Linked DNA regions of Homo sapiens: region 2 is linked to region 1. A link is an interaction called in ENCODE POLR2A ChIA-PET data of the cell type or tissue named here. Cell type or tissue: B cell. All regions are shown on one strand. Links, peaks and the distances in the headings refer to the core of each region. The heading gives the core; the rest is flanking DNA.

Region 1 (10,053 bases), core at 2,265-7,264:
ATCGTTAACTAAAAACCCCCTTTCTTTTTTTGTTTATTTGCTACCTTTTTTTCTTATTAGGATGTGAGCTCTGTGAGAGCAGGGACATTGTTTTATTCACTTTTTCTCAAGCTTCTAGAACAGTGTCTGACAAATAGAAGTAGAAGGTGTTCCATAAGTATTTGTTAATTAATGTATGACAGCTAAGCTACCCCAGGACAATAACACCATGTTGAAATGGATTCAGGGGCTAGTGGACACAAGCCACTGCAAACCTCCACTTTCTCTTTTGTGACTTACATCACAGTATATCCCATCTCAGGCAGTCTCTTCCTGCTACACAAATACATTTTCTTGAGATTTCTTATTTCTTTTCCAATCTACTTTAGAGCTTTTCTATTTCTTCCCAGGGCATTTCTCCTCCTCGTGTGATGACAGACAAAGCTACCAAGGCAGAAAAGTGTCATGTGCTTGTGAATTTACGAGCAGCACAGATACATTTACCTTAAAGGAAAACAAAGCTATATGATTTGAAGTAAAATTAGAAATGCTAGTCTAAGAATTATCCATCTCTAAAACATTACAAAAGGTGTGGAGATTCTCTGCATCATCTCTGCAAGTTTCCACCTTTATTATCTATCCATCCATCTAATTTAGAATTGCCAGGAAATACCGAGGTTGAGTTAGGTGACCATGAGTTCTGGTGAAGATCAGACTGGATGTATGATCCACTCCCACCTCCAGAAGCTCTCAGCATTTCTAGTGCAGGTGGACAGTTGTCTTGGATTGTGTTTGGCAGGACAGTGCAATCCAAGGACAGTGGCACAGTGGAAATGTTGGTTCTTGGGACCTAACTCAGAGAGGTAAAACAGAATAAGGCTGTAGAGAAATAGCCAAGGGATTGGTGAACTGGACATTCCAAATAGGTTGAAGAATGGGTGTCTTGGGAATAATGGAGTGAGTGACCTGGAAGGTTAGGAGGTGAGTTGTCAGAGAATGGGGACCTACCTGTAAGTTTAGTATTTAGAGGTGAAGCAGTCCTAGGGGATGGTGCGGTCCAGGGAGTGCCTGCGGAAGTGGGAGAACTAGAAGGGAGTGGAGAAGATCCCTGAAGATGAAGAGATGAGTGAAAAGAGTGACTGGGGTGTTAAACATGGTTCCTTGTGGATCCTGAAATTACTCAGAGCTATGGGCAGAGTAAGACTTAGGCCCTCAAGTCATGTCTTAATTCCATTAAAAAAAAAAAAAAATGTCTGAGAAACATGGAAGATAGCCACCAGGAGAGAATGGTTAGAAGATATCCTTTTTCTATAGTTAAATCTGCTTTCCTTGAATCATGATTATTCAAATTAAAAATAATCACTTGGGCTGGGTGTGGTGGCTCACACCTGTAATCCCAGCACTTTGAGAGGCTGAGGCAGACAGATCATCTGAGGTCAGGAGTTTGAGACCAACCTGGCCAACATGGTGAAACCCTGTCTCTACTAAAAATATAAGCATTAGCCGGGCGCTGTGGCATGCGCCTGTAATCCCAGCTACTCTGGAGGCTGAGGCAGAAGAATTGCTTGAACCCGGGAGGCGGAGCTTGCAGTGAGCCGAGATTGCATCACTGCACTCCAGCAGGGGCGACAGAGCAAGACTCCATCTCAAAAGAAAAAAAAAAAAAATCACGTGTATTTCATTGTTTATTGGTTATTTTGCAAGTAAAATATGTCAGTAGTTTTATTTTCTACTTTTTATTGAAAACATATTATTTCTTCTTTATTAAGAGTTTCAGTCAACTTTTGGAGACCTGTCAGAGACCTTAAAACATTATTTATACTATGACTTCAAAGCGAAATTATTTATAATTTCCAAATCAATGTCCTACACATACAAAGAGACTGCAACTTCTTGCTGAGTTGGAGACTACCTAGATTTTTCCTGTGCTGGTAGTCAGAGTAAGTAAAGAATGGGAGACCCACAAAGTAAGAAAAACTACCTCCCTTGTTTTGGAATGAGGCTGTTTTTCAACTATTTTGGAGTAAGGTGGACTCTTTATGTTTCCATCCCTCTCCTCTATGTTAAGGAATAATTATTGGCATTTAAATCTTGAATTTAATCTACTTCAGTTAGTATTGCTTGAACTTTTACCATAGGTCTCGGGTGGGGGTGATAGTGCAAGAAATATGTATGACATAATCCCTGCATTCAAGGAATTAGAGAGAATATATGTATTATTCTGCTTAATTATTACACAATGCAGAAATAATAATATAATGAATACAATTTATTTTATTTTATTTTATTTTATTTTATTTTATTTTATTTTATTTTTGAGACAGAATCTCATTCTGTTACCCAGGCTGGAGTGCAGTGGCACAATCTCAACTCAGTGCAACAACCTCTGCCTCCTGGGTTCCAGCGATTCTCCTGCCTCAGCCTCCCAAGTAGCTGGGATTATAGGTGTGTGCCACCCTTGGCTAATTTCTGTATTTTTAGTAGAGACGGGGTTTCACCATGTTGGTCAGGCTGGTCTTGAACTCCTGATCTCAAGTGATGCTCCTGTCTTGGCCTCCCAAAGTGCTGGGATTACAGGTGTGAGCCACTGTGCCCGGCCAAGAATATAATGAATAAAATTTAGAAAAGGACAATGATATGAGAATTAAATGGATAAAAAGGTAAATTTATTTGTCCAAAATATGAGCAGTAATGTGTGGTTTGGTTTTTGTCTTCAAGGAGCTTACAGTCTTGCAAAAGAAATGACATCTGGTCAGGAAATCCTCAAAATCTTCATGGAGGAGGTGATATCTGTGTTAGAACTTCATGGCTGCAGAAGGGGCTAGAAATCACATTTTAGGATCTGGAAAGGGCATGGAGGCAAAGGGTCCAACAGGAACCTGGGTCACTTAGGAGTGGAGTGAGATAAGGTAGGAGAGGTCAGTCAAGGCCATGTTGTGGAGAAAATTGGAATTTGACATCGGGAAACCACAGAAGGTTTTTAAGCAGGTGAGTGGCATGATAGCATATAAAAATGACATGAAGTTTAATGTCAGTATAAAGCTCCAACAGTGCAGAGCAGAAGGCAGCAAGCAAAGGGTGCATACATCTATTCATGTATATATACATATGTCATCTCTCTCTCTCTCACCCTGTACACACATGCACATGTACATGTGCACGTGTGAGCATTTTTCTACCTTAGTGACTAAGCCAGCAAAGAGGCAGGGTGTACACTGTGCTCTAGGGAAGTGGTCTTGCCACCTTTTCTTTTCTGCTCATTCCAAGTGCATTGCATGCCCACACTTCCAAAACCCTGAAGTTTGAAGCATTTCCCTCCGTGTAAAAGCTCAGTTGCACAGGCTCCCCTGGTACTTGGCTGGGAAGAGGACTTCAGCCTTTTATTCCTTGGTCTCCCAACCTGGCAAGCCATTCTGCCTTCACAAATGCTTTGGAAGTTTTGCTGATCTGTCCTAGAAAAAATTAAACACATGGTTCTCCCACATGAACAGTGGAGAGTTCTTCATCACCCTGGCAATTAAAAAAGATTTGCTAATACACAAAAACATGAAAATGATAATAATGCTCATATCCAAGTGATAGGAGTAGGGGGGATATTTTTTCTTTGCCTTTCAATATTCTGAGTTTTTTTCTTTAATGAGCATGTATTCCTTTTGTAATAAGAAACAAGTGTGTTTTAAAAAATAGCTAAAATGCCAGGCATGGTGGCTCACGCCTGTAATCCCAGCATTTTGGGAGGCTGAGGTGGTGGATCACTTGAGGTCAGGAGTTCGAGGCCAGCCTAGCTAACATGGTGAAACCCTGTCTCTACTAAAAATACAAAAATTAGCTGGGCGTGGTGGCACGTGTCTATAATCCCAGCTACTCCGGAGGCTGAGGGAGAAGAATCGCTTGAACCTGCGAGGCGACTTTGCAGTGAGCCGAGATTGTGCCACTGCACTCCAGCCTGGGCGACAGAGTGACTGTCTCAAAAAAAAAAAAAAAAAAAACCGCTAAGAAAGAAAGAAACGGGCAAGTTGTGTATGATTAAGTGTCAGATCTGAAGCACAGTTTTGCAAGTTGGCCCTTTGAAAGCACCTCAGAGCCAGAGGTGCAGTCCTTTGATTGGGATTTTGAAGGGGGCTGAGTCTAGCGGGGCAGGAGGTGGTGAAGAGGGAGGCTCTAGGAATCAAGGGCAGTGAGAGAAGGCAAACGTCTTTTATTGACTGTGGGTTTTTTTTTTTTTTTTTTTTTTTTTTTTGAGATGAAGTCTAGCTCTGTCGCCCAGGCTGGAGTGCAGTGGCATGATCTCAGCTCACTGCAACCTCCTCCTCCCAGCTTCAAGTGATTCTCCTGCCTCAGCCTCCCGAATAGCTGGGATTATGGGCATGTCCCACCACACCCGGCTAGTTTTTGTGTTTTTAGTAGAGACAGGGTTTCACTATGTTAACCAGGCTGGTCTCCAACTCCTGACCTTGTGATCCGCCTGCCTCGGCCTCCCAAAGTGCTGGGATTGCAGGCACTGCACCCGGCCGACTCTTTGGCTTTTTAAAGACTGCTTGGATAGTTGGACCTGTGCTGGTTCTTGGAACTGGAATTTCCTCTTCAAAATGACACGTAACAGTATTTACTTGACAAACCTTTCCAAAGAAGAAAAGCTAAAAACAAACACAAAAAACAAAACAAAACAAAAAAAACCCACCAAAACCAAAAATAGAAAAGCCAGCAAACTAGAATGAGTAGAGCCGAAGTTCCTATTTCTGAAGAGATAGGAATATATTAAAACTCCTGGATCAAGGTCCATTCATCCTCTCTGGGGGTCTTTTGCCAGGATCTGTTGATTCGACGGGAAACAGAGGTGTCAGCAGTTGTGGATGTGAGTATGTGAGAGATGACCTGCAGCCCCCAAACACCATTAACGTGTCTGGTGCGTTGTCTCAGCAGGAGGGGCTTCTAGCTGCTCCGCTGTTTCTTTCTGAGCTGCATCTGCTTGTCTGTTATTGTTCGTAGGTTTTCTGGGTAACTATAAGCAACGGCCTTGTTAGTTCCTCTTGAGATTGCCCACTACTCCCCACCCTTATTTCTCACCTCCCAGCATCCTGTTTGTCTCCCTGACTCTGTTCCCCGCCCTGTCCCCACCCTTACAGAGCTACCAGCCCTTTTAGCCATGTTTTCTTCCCTTAGCTCATTAATTTTAACCTTTTATTAAGTGTTCTCACATCAAACAAGGCACGTCATCTATCCAATTGTTTATTCATTAATTTGTGCTTTCTTCTATCGTGAATATCTTTAAAATATGTCCAGATGTATATTGCAGTGTGTCTTCCCTTCCTCCCCTTGTCTTGAAGATACTGTTATATACCTAATGTAAATGACGAGTTAATGGATGCAGCACACCAACATGGCACATGTATACATATGTAACAAACCTGCATGTTGTGCACATGTACCCTAGAAACTTAAAGTATAATAAAAAATAAATAAATAAAAATTAAAAAAAAATAATAAAAAAGAATGGAAGAGGATAAAAGAAAGTATGGACAGCTTTGAATTATGTAAAAGGCTTTTTTTTTTTGGTGTGCTTTGCCCTTAAAGTTACTTGCTTGTGATAGGAACAAGAAATCTACAATATATATTGTGTTCATGCTCACATCAATATGTTTAGTTTATTAGATTTTCCAGAATATTTTAGCCCGTCAATAATTGTTGGTTTTTTTTTGTTTGTTTTTTGAGACAGAGTCTTGCTCTGTCACCCAGGCTGAGTGTAGTGGTGCGATGTCGGCTCACTGCAACCTCCGCCTCCTGGGTTCAACAGATTCTCCTGCTTCAGCCTCCCTAGTAGCTGGGGCTATAGGCGCGTGCCATCATGCCTGGCTAATTTTTTGTATTTTTAGTAGGGATGGGTTTTCACCGTGTTAGCTAGGATGGTCTCAATCTCCTGACCTCATGATCTGCCTGCCTCGGCCTCCCAAAGTGCTGGGATTACAGGCGTGAGCCACTGTGCACAGCCCAGCCAGTCAATAATTTTATGTGACGTGTCTGGACTTAAATTTAAATTTTTCTCATTGCTGTTGCAAATGGGTCTATTAACTATGAAACGTTATAGAGTCTAGCACTTAAGTTTTGCAGGTTTATGAGGAATATTTAAACATTTAAAAAAATCATCATAAAAGAAGTCATCAGTGCTCTAGCACAACTAAATATATAATTCTGCCTAGTGGTCATGGTATCTTCTCAATAGAGAAAATTCACTTTCTAAAAAAGAGAAACATTTAGTTTTTTAAAAAGGAGGGAAACACTTTCAAAATTTGAGTACAACTTTTGCTACACAGTAATGTATCTAATCAGTTTCCTTTTCTGCACTAAAGATAAGGGAAATGGATTCAAAAGAAGCAGGAATGGATGATGGTATTCTAAACTCATCTTGTTTCTTTTGCTATTTCATCAATATCTGAAAAATAAGATTTCCCCTGAGATTCACACGAATGTGTCTCCTTTTCCATGTTTGTTTATTTTCTTATGTGGCAAATTGTTTCAAATGCAATTGATTTTCTTTCATTTGGTACTATGAAGATGAGGGCGTCTTAAAGGAGTTCCCAAGATTTAGGAGGAAACAGGAGAAGTCTTGAGGAGCATTTGTCACCACCTCCCAGGAGAGACACTCTTGGTAGGATATCAGCTTACTTTCTCGAACCACATATCTCAAGGTGTTCCCAGTTATGATGCATTTGAAAGTACCTGTCTGGAGTCCAGTCCTCAGGACTTTTCAATTTTCATTAGGTGGTAGTTATCAAATGAGTAGTGTAGTTTGGATAATGACAAAATTAGTCACATTTATTAATGTATTTCCCTTAACTTTCTTCTGCACCTGCAGAAGTACCCTTAGATCCAAACAAACAAACAAACAACAACGCCCCCCCCTCCAAAAAAAAAAAAAAACCCCAGTTAATCTAGACCATTTGGTACAGATGACTGACAAAGATGCATTGTATAATTCAGACACAGCAATTGCTGTGTCTGAGATCTCGGCTCACTGCAACCTCCACCTCCAGGTTCAGGCAATTCTCCTGCCTCAGCCTCCCGAGTAGATGGGATTACAGGTGTCCACCACCACACCTGGCTAATTTTTGTATTTTTAGTAGAGACGGGGTTTCACATGTTGGCCAGTCTGGTCTCGAACCCCTCATCTCGTGATCCACCTGCCTCGGCCTCCTAAAGTGTTGGGATTACAGGTGTGAACCACTGCACCCTGCCAACACTGTTGATTATGTTATTATTTCAATTCCAGATAACAGTCTTAATTTCTGTCTCTCTCTCTCTTTTTTTCTCTTTCTCTCTTTCTTTCATATGGAGTCTTGCTCTGTCTCCCAGGCTGGAGTACAGTGGTGTGATCTAGGCTCACTACAACTTCTGCCTCCCGAGTTCAAGCTATTCTCCTGCCTAAGCCTCCCAAGTAGCTGGGATTATAAGTGCACGCCACCATGCCCAGCTGATTTTTATATTTTTAGTAGAGATGGGGATTTCACCATGTTAGCCAGGCTGGTCTCAAACTCCTGACCTCAAGTGATCTGCCCACCTCGGCCTCCCAAAGTGCTGGGGTTACAGGCGTGACCCACCGCACCTGGCCCAGATAATGGTCTTTCTATTCCATCATCTTTAGAAATTAGGAAAGGAAGGCAAAAATTTTTAGCCTGTTTTAAAGAAAACCTTTCCTGTATCATTGTTTTAAACAGATATGTGTATCATTCACCTTTTCTTTTCAAATCTGAAAAACAAATTCTCCAAAAAATTTTAAATTGTTTTTATACTCTAGAATTATTACCAGCACTACCACTCTGTGCACTTTACATTTCTAGTTAGCAGCTGGGCACGGTGGCTCATGCCTATAATCCCAGCACTTTGGGAGGCTGAGGCAGGTGGATCATTGGAGGCCAGGAGTTGGAGACCAGCCTGGCCAACATGGTGAAATCCTGTCTCTACTAAAAATACAAAAATTAGCTGGGTGCAGTGGCACACACCTGTGATCCCAGCACTTTGGGAGGCCGAGCAGGGGGCGGATCACTTAAGGTCAGCAGTTCGAGACTACTCTGGCCAACATGGTGAAACCCTGTCTCTAGTAAAAATACAAAAATTAGCTGGGTGCAGTGACACATGCCTGTATTCCCAAGCTACTCAGGAGGCTGAGGCAGGAGAATCGTTGCAGTGAGCTGAGATCGCGCCACTGCACTCCAGCCTAGGTGACAGCAAGACTGTCTCAAAAACAAAAACAAAAACAAACACAAACCCAAATACATTTCTAGTTTGCTTGAACTCTTGTAGTTGTTTATAAGCTACTTAGAGCAAGGGCTTTGTCTTTTTTATAGTTTCTGTTACAATTTTTATACTTAACAGACAGTTCTATATTTTTCTAACAACTAATTTCCTTGGCCATAAAAATAACTTTTCTTATTCTTTTCTTTTTTCTTTTTTTTTTTTTTTTGAGACAGAGTCTCACTGTCACCCAGGCTGGAGTGAAGTGGCGCAATCTCAGCTCACTGTAACCTCTGCTGCCTGGGTTCAAGCCATTCTCCTGCCTCAGCCTCCCAAGTAGCTGGGATTACAGGTGCCTGCCGTCGCGTCTGGCTAAGTTTAGTATTTTTAGTAGAGACGAGGTTTCACCATGTTGGCCAGGCTGATCTCGAACTCCTGACCTCATGATCCACCCACCTTGGCCTCCCAAAATGCTGGGATTATAGGCGTGAGCCACTGTGCCCGGACATATACATGACTTTTAAAATTTGAATTTATTTCTCCATAAATAGGATGCTTATACTATTATTTATCTAGTATTGATTTGTATTTTTATATCTTATACCTTATGGCTTATCACTTGCTTTAGTACCTCTGTTATATTCTTGAAAGTATCAACTTTACTCAAAATAGTATAATTTAAAGCCATTTCTCAAGGAAAATATTAAATATAATTAAATTTAATTATAATATTTAATAATTACATATTATATTTAAAGTATTATAATTAAGAGTTTCATATAAAACGTCCTTTTATATCACATAAAAATGGATGTCCTATTGAAAGGAGAAAAATTCTCTTGTCCCCCTTGTAGGGCATGCGATGGGGTGTGGCTTGGACTCGCTTCTTCGGTGCCCTGCTCCTCAAAACCCCTAGGGGTGGCTGGGCTCCGTAGCTTATGCCTGTAATCCCAGCACTTTGGGAGGCTGAGCTGGGCAGATCGCTTGAGGTCAGGAGCTCGAGACCAGCCTGGCCAAGATGGTGAAACCCTGTCTCTACTATAAATACCAGAATTAGCTGGGCGTGGTGGCACACGCCTGTATCCCAGCTACTCAGGAAGCTGATGCAGGAGAATTGCCTGAACCTGGGAGGTGGAGGTTGCAGTGAGCTGAGATCACACCACTGCACTCCAGCCTTGGCAACAAAGCAAGACTGTCTCAAGAAAAAAAACAAAAAACAAAAAACCCTAGGGGGAGCAGGCAGATGGGCAGGTCATGGGGAGTGTGGACTCCAGCCCCATGGCAGCGTCTAGGGGTGAATGTTTACCGCTCCTGAAGCCCCAGTGGGCGTGTGTTACCATGTGCTCTTTTAGTTTAGCCATCCGTAGGTGGCTTGTGTCAGTCAGCTCAATGAGACCCCCTGCGTTATTGCAAGGACAGAGGACTTTCTGCATCTTGGGGTTTCTTGCCTTGGTGTACTAGAAAAATTGGATCACACATGGGCTTGGAGAATGAGTGCAAGGTTTTTGGTTTTTTGTTTTGAGACAGAGTCTCACTCTGTTGCCCAGGCTGGAGTGCAGTGGCACCATCTTGGCTCACTGCAACCTCTGCCTCTTGGGTTTAAGTGATTCTCCTGCCTCAGCCTCTCAAATAGTTGGGACTACAGGCATGTGCCACCACACCCAGCTCATTTTTGTATTTTTGGTAGAGATGGGTTTTACCGTGTTGGCCAGGCTGGTCTCGAACTCCTGATCTCAAGTGATCTACTTGCCTCAGCCTCCCAAAGTGCTGAGATTACAGGTGTGAGCCACCACGCCCGGCCTGAGTGCAAGATTTTATTGAGTTAAAATAGCTCTCGGCAGGTGG
Region 2 (10,053 bases), core at 2,476-7,475, 1.6 Mb before region 1:
ACAACACATGGGAATTATGGGAGCTACAATTCAAGATGAGATTTGGGTGGGGACACAGCCAAACCATATCACTCCACTTCCAGGGTGTGGAATGTATAAAAGGGCAAAGAAAGAGACTCCGAGTTATATCAGTGAAGTTCCCTTCAGGGGAGGGAAGAAGTGTGCCCCACAACAAGCATCTGTAACATTGAATCACATGAAGAAAGTGTTCATTTACATAATGTCTCCCACTTCCAACTGTAAGCCCCTTAAGGGAAGAATTGCGATTTATTTATCATTGTTTGTCAAAGTCTTATACTCAGAAGACAAGCAAATGTTTGCTGAATGAATGGAGACCTAGAGTCTAGATAGACCTAAGTTCAGTTCTCCTCAGCAAATTACTACAGAAACTTGAGCAAGTTATTTACCCAGAGGTTGTAAACCGATGGCCCACAAACCACATCCAGCTCTAATATGATCTCTTTGACCCCCCAGTGTCTTAAAAGTTTGTAAATTCGATGAAGCTTTTAAAACTTGGGAGATTTCACATAAAGATCTGGATCTCTGGCTTCTGAAAACTTGGAAGACTTATGGTAGATTGAGGCAAAAAAAATAATGGCCTCAATTTTTCACCCCTCTCTTTGTCTACACACTGTGCAACATCGCTTTCAGTTCTTCCCATAAAGGCTGAATATATCATCCTCCTTTGTCTCTGGATTGGATTTGTGACTTGTCTTGGTCAATAGAATGTGACAGAAATGATAGTTTTTCCATTCTGAGCCTGGACCTAAGAGACCTTGTACACTTCCTCTCTTTCTTTCTTGGAACCTTTGAAGACCCCATGTGAACAACCTTGGGCTGGCCTGCTGAAGGATGAGAGACCATACCAAGTTGTCTCAGTTGTTCCAGCCAAGACTCAAGACATGTGAAGGGACCTAGCCAAGATTAGCAAAGCCAGCCCACCGCTCACCCACCTGCTAACCACACATGCATGAGCAATTCCAGCCAAGAGTAGAAGGCCCAACCACCTGATTCATAGGTTGTAGACAATAATAAGTGCCTATTGTTTTAAGCTACTGAGCTTTGGGGGTAGTTTGTTACATAACAATAACTAACTGAAACACTTGGCCATGTAGGGCCGGCTGTTCCTCATCACAACACTTAACTGGGGCTGGGCACAGTGACTCACACCTGTAATCCCAACACTTTGAGAGGCCAAGGCTGGAGGATCGCTTGAGCCCAGGATCGCTTTGAGACCAGCCTGGGCAACATAGCAAGACATCGTCTCTACAAATAATAATAATAATAATAAAAATTAGCCAGTTATGGTGGCATGCACCTGCGGTCACAGCTACTTGGGAGAGTAAAGTGGGAGAATTGCTTGAGCCCAGGCAGTCAAGGCTGCAGTGAGCCGTGATCATGCTACTGCACTCTAGCCTGGGTGACAGAGTGAGACCCCATCTCAAAAAAAGAAAAAAAAAATCTTAGCTGGGGCTGAGTAGCCCCTTGAGATGAGGCATGAATTTTGCAACTTCCAACTGCATGCCAACCACTATCATCTCAATGACTATACATATTTGTATACCAAAAGAGATTGAGAGAACTGTGTAGTCTAAGAAAAATTAGAAAGTGGAGGAAAAATTTACAGATTGCTCTCCATCTTCATGGGTTCTGCAGCCATGGATTCAATCAACTATTGATAGAAAAGATTTGGAAAACAATATTGCATCTGTACTGAATGTGCACAGACTTTTTTTCTTGTCGTTATTTCCTAAACAATACAGTATAACAACAATTTACATAACATTTACATTGTATTTGGTACTGTAAGTAATCTAGAGATGATTTAAAGTATATGGTAGGAAATGCATAGATTATATGCAAATACCATGCCATTTTATATTAGGAACTTGAGCCTCCCTGAATTTTAGTATCCTGGGCTGGGGATCCTGGATCCAATCCCCTACAAATACCAAGGATGACTGTATGTTCTTACTCTGACTCCCTGTACCTGCTTAATTTCTAGATACACTTCAGTTTGAGCTCTTGTTTTAATCCCCTCAGGCTTCGTCTGTAAAAATGAGGTTAAACACATATGCATCAGAGGATTCTTTAAGGATTAAGTTAGGTTTAGCGAATAACATTGGGGTTTTTTTGTTTTTTGTTTTTTTTTGAGACGGAGTCTCGCTCTGTCGCCCAGGCTGGAGTGCAGTGGCGCGATCTCGGCTCACTGCAAGCTCCGCCCCCTGGGTTCACGCCCTTCTCCTGCCTCAGCCTCCCGAGTATCTGGGACTACAGGCGCCTGCCCGGCTTATTTTTTGTATATTTAGTAGAGACGGGGTTTCACCGTGTTAGCCAGGATGGTCTCGATCTCCTGACCTCGTGATCCACCCGCCTCGGCCTCCCAAAGTGCTGGGATTACAGGCTTGAGCCACCGTGCCCGGCCAGCATTGGGGTTTAATGCATAAATTCCAGAGCTAGACTGCCAGGGTTAAGATCCCAGTTTTGCCACTTACTAACTAAATCCATGCATTGTGCCTACTACTGCCCTGATAGATGTTCAATAAAGCTACTTTTGTTCCTTTCCCTTGTTAAAAATCTTTCTAATCTTCACATTGTTTCAGCATGTTGTTATCAATCAAAGCTAACTTTAAAGGAGATTATTATTATTTTATTTATTTATTTATTTATTTATTTATTTATTTATTTATTGAGATGGAATCTTGCTCTGTTGCCCAGGTTGAAGTGCAGTGGCACGATCTCTGCTCACTACAACCTCCACCTCCTGAGTCCAAGCAATTTTCCTGCCTCAGCCTCCTGAGTAGCTGAGTACAGGTGCATACCACCATGCCCAGCTAATTTTTGTGTTTTTAGTAGAGATGGGGTTTCACCACATTGGCCAGGCTGATCTCAAACTCCTGGCCTCATGTGATCCACCCGCCCCAGCCTCCCAAAGTGCTGGGATTAGAGGTGTGAGCTACCGCACCCAGCCAAGATTATTATTTTAGAGATATACTAAGAACTGATAGAGATAAACACAATGTCAATTTTTTGAGTATTTTACAAGAATTATAAAATTATTATTTATACCTGGTGCAGTGCAGTGGCTCACACCAGTAATCCCAGTGCTTTGAGAGGCTGAGTTATGAGGATCACTTGAGGCTAGGAGTTTGAGACCAGCCTGAACAACATAGCAAGATCTCATCCTAACAAAAAAATTATAAAATTAGCTGGACATGGCCAGGTGTGGTGGCTCACGCCTGTAATCCCAGAACTTTAGGAGGCTGAGGTAGGTGGATCACCTGATGTCAGGAGTTCGAGACCAGCCTGGGCAACATGGTGAAACCCCATCTCTACTAAAAATACAAAAATTAGCCAGGCATGGTGGTACATGCCTGTAGTCCTAGCTACTTGGGAGGATGAGGCAGGTGAATTGCTTGAACCTGGGAGGTGAGATGGAGGCGGTTCAGTGAACCGAGATGAAACCACTGCACTCCAGCCTGGGTGACAGAGTGAAACTCTGTCTCAAAAAAAAAAAAAAAAAAAATTAGCTGGACATATTGGTGCATGCCTGTAGTCCTAGCTACTTGGGAGGCCAAAGTGGGAAGATCACTTGAGCCTAGGCATCCGAGCCTGCAGTGAATTCTGATTCCACCACTGTACTCCAGCCTGGACAACAGAGTGAGACCCTGTCTCTATAAATAAATATACATGCATAAATTAAATTAAATTAAATATTTATTCCTTCTGACTGAGGTACAAACACCTTCTGAAGAGATCCTAGAGAAATAATAGAGGCAAAAACACATGGATATTTACAGTGTCCATTCAAGCAAGAAAAATGCATCCATAAAATAAATATCACTATGGGAAAACATGGAAATTTGTTTAGAAAAAATGTTAAGTGAAAAAAATACACAAAATAGTATGTACACATTAGTTGCAATTCTATTAAAATATAACTACAGTTGGAAAGGGTTGGAAGAGAATGTAGGACAATATAGTTACTGTGTCAAACATGTAAGATTTTAATAAAATAATTAACAAGTATACTATAATTTTAAAATTTGGAAAATATAGGTCATTATACTATCATAATAAGTGTTTAAGTATTTGCAGGGCATGACTCAGTGTATTATAATACATAATTCTATTAGCATTTATGAGTAAATTTAATTTTGAGAATTGGTGTGAATAAGAATAAGCTATTATAAAAGCAAAAAAATTTGTCCCCTGAAGGTCTGCAATTTGAATGCTTACACGCAGAGACTTTTCCTCACTTCCATTCTCACACCTGCTTGCATACCTCCTTGTGGAACCAAATAGAACAGAACAAAATTCTAACACCTCCAGCTCAGATCAAACTATAACAGGCCTGGCTGGGCGCGGTGGCTCACGTCTGTAATCCCAGCAATTTGGGAGGCCGAGGCGGGCGGATCACCTGAGGTCAGGAGTTCAAGACCACCCTGGCCAACATGGTGAAACCCCGTCTCTACTAAAAATACAAAAAGTAGCCGGGTGTGGTGGCACTCGCCTGTAGTCCCAGCTACTTGGGAGGCTGAGGCAGGAGGATCGCTTGAACCTGGGAGGCGGAGGTTGCAGTGAGCTGAGATTGCACCACTGCACTCCAGCCTGGGTGACAGAGGAAGACTCTGTCTCTAAAAAGAAAACAAAAACAAAAACAAACTATATCAGGGAAATAAACTAAGTTTCCATCCTTGACAATTACTCTTAAATGAGGACAGGATGCTGTTCTCAACCAACCAGGTAGAACAGCATAATCCCAGTCTGCCCAGATTTACAACCCTGGCTCCATGCCGTGTGATGGAATATCACACCTAGTGTGTTATGGTCACACTCAGCTTTTCAACATGTCGCCTGTAGCTACAGAAAGAAAGGACCATCTCCCTCCTCCTGGGTGCTAACACTGAGTAGAAGCCCCTTTACCCACTCTGACATTCTTCCACAGGAGGAAGAAGCAAGAACTTATTTGGGTGTGGGTACTTTTGTGGTTTAGGTTAACAATGGAGGAAGAGGGCTACTGAATGAAGTCGGCTTAATTGATTTGATGAGCTTGGTGAAGCTCAGTTCTCTTTTTTTTTTTTTTTTTTTTGAGACAGAGCCTCACTTTGTTACCCAGGCTGGAGTGCAATGGCACGATCTTGGCTCACTGCAACCTCCACCTCCTGGGTTCAAATGATTCTCCTGCCTCAGCCTCCTGAGTAGCTGGGATTACAGGCACCTGCCACCACGCCCAGCTATTTTTTGTATTTTTAGTAGAAACAGGGTTTCACTATGTTGGCCAGGCTGGTCTCGAACTCCTGACCTCATGATCTGCCCACCTTGGCCTCCCAAAGTGCTGGGATTACAGGCATGAGCCACCGCGCCCAGCTTCTCAGTTCTCTTTCTATATCTTGCCAGTTGAATATGGACTCTTGTTTTCCTGTCTTTAACATGGATTAATTCTCTTTTTGCCCATTCCTACTTCACAGTTGGTGGCGATGAAGGCAACTAATGAGTAGTGAGTACCTACTATGTGCCAGGCCCTATGCTAAGCTCTTCATATTCATTTATCTCACTTAGTCCCCACTGAAACCCCATAAGAAAGGTATTTATGGCTAGGCACAGTGGCTCACGCCTGTAATCCCAGCACTTTGGGGGCAGAGGAGGGTGGGTCACTTGAGATCAGGAGTTCAAGATCAGCCTGGCCAACATGGTGAAACCCCATCTCTACTAAAATACAAAAAATATTAGCCGAGTGTGGTGGCTGGCTAACATAGTAAAATGCCATCTCTACTAAAAAGACAAAAATTAGCTGGGTCTGATAGCACATGCCTATAGTCCCAGTTACTCAGGAGGCTAAGGCAAGAGAATCGCTTGAACCCAAGAGGCAGAGGTTGCAGTGAGCCAAGACCATGCCATTGCACTCCAGCTTGGGTGACAGAGTGAGACGCTGTCTCAAAAAAAAAAAAAAAAAAAAAAAATAGCTGGAAGACACATGTTAGAAGAGTAATGAAAAGAGAAGACTACATCTTATTCCTTGTATGCAGTATTGGGTTCCAAAATAAACTTTAATTCTGAAACACTATTCCCTACTTCTTGTAGCATCTAAAAAAAAAAAATTTTAATTGCTCTAAGCCCGTGGAACTTGTAGTCATGCACTACCAGCTCAGAGCACCAGAAGAGACCTTCCTGATTATAGAGGCCAGTGGCCTCCTTTTGTAATTGAAGACAATGGCAGAAGAGCAGGTCACAGTAAGGCCACACAGAGCTCCAGCCCAAGCCTAATTTACCAGGCCTCCTTTAGTTCTCTGCTGGCCCCTTCCGCAGTTTTAATCCCTGTCCAGATGCTTCTTAGAAACACTGAAAATTTTACCTGCCCCTCTTCTCCCTCACTCCCTCCCCCACCCTCAAGCAACCACATCTTAGGGTTCTTGGTCATCATCAAGCGCTCTGTGCCTGCTGGGCTGCCTGTGTTCACAGAGCTCCACATGCAAGTGCAGGAAGGTCTGCAGGTATGAGCTTTGATTAAGCTGAGAGACTCCCCTTAGACTCAAGCTGTCCTCAGCCAACCACAGGCAAGTCTTATTATTCTGCAGCAAAGAGGGTCCTACCACATGTACTCACATTTGAAGGCAACTGCAGCAGAGATGTCAGCAGAACTGGCTGAAAATTGCTTCTATACTCTTTGCACGTTCATGCAGTAGTAGAGATATCATATATAACTGCTATAGTTTGAATGTTTCCCCCCAAAGCTCATGTGTTGGAAACTTAATCCCCAATGCAACAGTGTTAAGAGGTGGGACAGTGTTAAGAGGCTCTGCCCTCATGAGTGGATTAATGCTGTTCTTGAAGAGTGGGTTAATTATCACGGGAGTGGGTTCCTGATGAAATGACATGATCAGCCAGAGCTCTTCCCCACCATCTGTCTCTCATGCACTTGTCTTCTCTTGCTCTTCCACCTTCTGCCATGGCAAGATGCAGTAAGAGACCCCTCACCAGATGTGGGCCTCTTGACCTTGGACTTCTCAGCCTCCAGAAGGTAAGAAATAAATCCCTATTCTTAATAACTTACCTGGTCTGTGATATTTTGTTATGGCAACACAAAATGGACTAAGACAATAACTAAATCAAATACAGAGATCTATAGAAATACAGCTAATGAAGGCTCCATTCTTTAAGTTTTGAGTTAGACAAAACTAAAAATTCTCTATGAGACACACTCCAATCAAGCTTTTGCCAACATCTTTCTGCTAAAACTGCTCTCAGTAAGGTTACTGCTACATTGATAAACGCAATGGATGATTCTCAGTTCTCTTCTACTTGAATCATCAGTAGCACTGGACGCAGGTAAAGACAGGGCCAATTCCTAGATAATGTTACTTGGTGAAGATTCATTCATGCTCTGGTGACAAAGGTTTGGTAATTAACACCAAAATGGACCAGTATTCTTTGTAGTTGTTGAATATATATTTGTGCTTAAGTTAATGGAGTACAGGTCCATCTGTGAAATAGATTCAGTTCTTTTTTCTTTTTTTTTTTTTTTTTTTTTTTTTTTGAGACAGAGTTTCACTCTGTCGTCCGGGCTGGAGTGCAGTGGCGTGATCTCAGCTCACTGCAACCTCCGCCTCCCAGGGTCAAGTGATTCTCTCACTTCAGCTTCCTGAGTAGCTGGGATTACAGGCACATGTCACCACATCTGGCTAATTTTTGTATATTTTGTAGAGACAGGTTTCACCATGTTGCCCAGACTGGTCTTGAACTCCTGAGCTCAAGAAATTTGACCGCCTTGACCTCATGTGCTGGGATTACCTGTGTGAACCACCATGTCCGGCCTAGATTCAGTTCTTAACTATACTTTTTGTCTTTAGGAAGAGCCAAGTTATCACGTTTGTGTAGAGAATTGCTTCAGAGGTGGATTAAGCTAAGAAGATATAGTATTATCAACTACTACCCATACCCTTGCCACTCGGTGAGTCTTCACTATGCATCAGAAACTGCATAGTCTGTAGCAAAGGTCACAGACTTTCTGGAGCTTTCTGTAACCTCACTCCCTGGATTTGAATTCTGGCTCTGAGGCTTATCAATGAAGAGAACAAGAAAGATATACAACATGTAGGGCGTGAGCAGTTGCATAAATTGTTCACTGCATAAAGATACCCAGTCAAGGAGTGAGTGGCAGCTGTAATTCTGCCCACGCTCCTCTCACCAAGCCAGTCTTGCAATGTATCCAGTGCAAGGTAATGTCCATCCACAGGAGAAGTTCTTTGCTTACAGAGGTGCGTCTGTTCAGAGGACACGACATTTTTTTTTCTTTTTTAAAATTTAATTTAATTTTATTTTTTTGAGATGGAGTTTCACTCTTGTTGCCCAGGCTGGAGTGCAATGGTATGCATCTCAGCTCACCGCAACCTCCACCTCCCGGGTTCAAGCAAGTCTCCTGCCTCAGCCTCCCGAGTAGCTGAGATTACAGGCATGCGCCACCACACCCAGCTAATTTTATATTTTTAGTAGAGAAGGGGTTTCCCATGTTGGTCAGGCTGGTCTTGAATTCCTGGACTCAGGTGATCCGCCCTCCTCAGCCTCCCAAAGTGCTGGGATTATAGGCGTGAGCCACGGCGCCCAGCCTGACTTTTTCCAATTTATACAAAGATGCCAAATGACCAAGCAGCAGCCCTGAAACTGGGTTCTCATGAGGCAGAAATTGGAGCTTTTATCCTCAATATAATTTGGTTATGGATCAGTTATATTTAGAACCCCAAAGCCCAGAACACTGCCTGGCACACATCAGCACTCAACAAATATTTGTTGGATAAATGAATATAAAACAATCGGAGGCCGGTGGCTCACGCCTATAATCCCAGGACTTTGGGAGGCCAAGGTGGGCGGATCACTTGGGGTCAAGGGTTCGAGACCAGCCTGGCCAACATGGCAAAACCCTGTCTCTACCAAGAAATACAAAAATTAGCCAGGCGTGATGGCGCATGCCTGTAGTCCCAGCTACTAGAGAAGCAGAGGTGGAAGAATTCCTTGAACAAGGGAGGCACAGAGGTTACAGTGAGCCGAGATCACACCACTGCACACCAGCCTGGGCGACAAAGTGAGACCCTTTATCAAAAAAAACCAAAAAAAGGCCAAGAGCAAGATATAAGTGCTGAGTGTTGAGGAATATAGTTGCACTTCTCAAATTGTGGTCCAGGAACCCCTGGGGTTCCCTAAGACTTCAGAGAACCATGAAGTCAAAACTATTTTCATAATGATACTGTTGACAAACAGAGTCGAACTCTGTAAAATATTTGAAAAGACTTTTTCTGAGCCAAATATGAGTGACCGTGGCCCATGACACAGCCCTCAGGAGGTCCTGAGAACATTGCCTAAGGTGGTCGGGCCGTGGCTTGGTTTTATGCATTTTAGGGAGGCATGAGACATCAATCAAATACATTTAAGAAATACATTGGTTTGGTCCAGAAAGGCGGGCCAACTCAAAGCAGGAGGGCCTCCAGGCTATAGGTGAATTTAAACATTTTCTGGTTGACAATTGGTTGAGTTTGTCTAAAGACCTGGGATAGATAGAAAGGGAATGTTCAGGTTAAGATAGAGATTGTGGAGACCAAAGTTCTTTGGAAGTCTTATAGTGGCTGCCCTTAGAGACAATAGATGACAAATGTTTCCTGTTCAGATCTTAATTAATCTCTTTAGCACTGGGAGGGTCTGGAAGAAAAAAATCTAACTATGTTAATAGAGATTCTTTACATATACAAATTTTTCCCCACAAAGAACAGCTTTGCAGGGCCACTTCAAATATGTCAAAGAAACATGTTTTGGGGTAAAAATATTTTGATTTCTTGTCTGGTAATGTTACGCCAGAGTCAGGTTGGAAAGTAAGTCACGATATATAGTATAGGGTTAAATAAAACCCATCTGATAAGAATGTATGATTCATAGGGCATGACTCCCCAGACCCCTTAGGTAGGAATTTGGGCAAGATAAAAAAAAAAATCAGAGTTTAGTCCTCAATACTAAAGCCTTACTTGTCTATTTCACTCTCATTTTCTACAAATATACAAAGTTCAA

What was found. ChIA-PET counts read pairs that join two places held together with the same protein. Peaks named below come from ENCODE experiments on the same cell type or tissue, not always from the same donor. Only the 100,000 strongest peaks of a DNase experiment are listed, where the experiment ranks them.
Region 2: POLR2A ChIA-PET joins it to region 1 with 5 read pairs; 1 of 35 experiments calls an interaction of 5 or more read pairs at or near these places.

The regions. Positions count from the first base shown.
Region 1 is chr4:38,649,404-38,659,456 of GRCh38, reverse strand. The region is part of intron 1 of KLF3-AS1 (KLF3 antisense RNA 1); the gene reads left to right. Among named protein-coding and RNA genes, the nearest start is that of KLF3, 9.8 kb to the left of the region's middle. In B cell, for the core only: no CTCF peak of the experiment used is centred there; a DNase peak (open chromatin) is centred at 4,976; H3K4me3 peaks cover 456 bases; H3K27ac peaks cover 1,441 bases.
Region 2 is chr4:40,271,685-40,281,737 of GRCh38, reverse strand. No RefSeq gene overlaps it. Among named protein-coding and RNA genes, the nearest start is that of LINC02265, 30 kb to the left of the region's middle. In B cell, for the core only: no CTCF peak of the experiment used is centred there; a DNase peak (open chromatin) is centred at 4,935.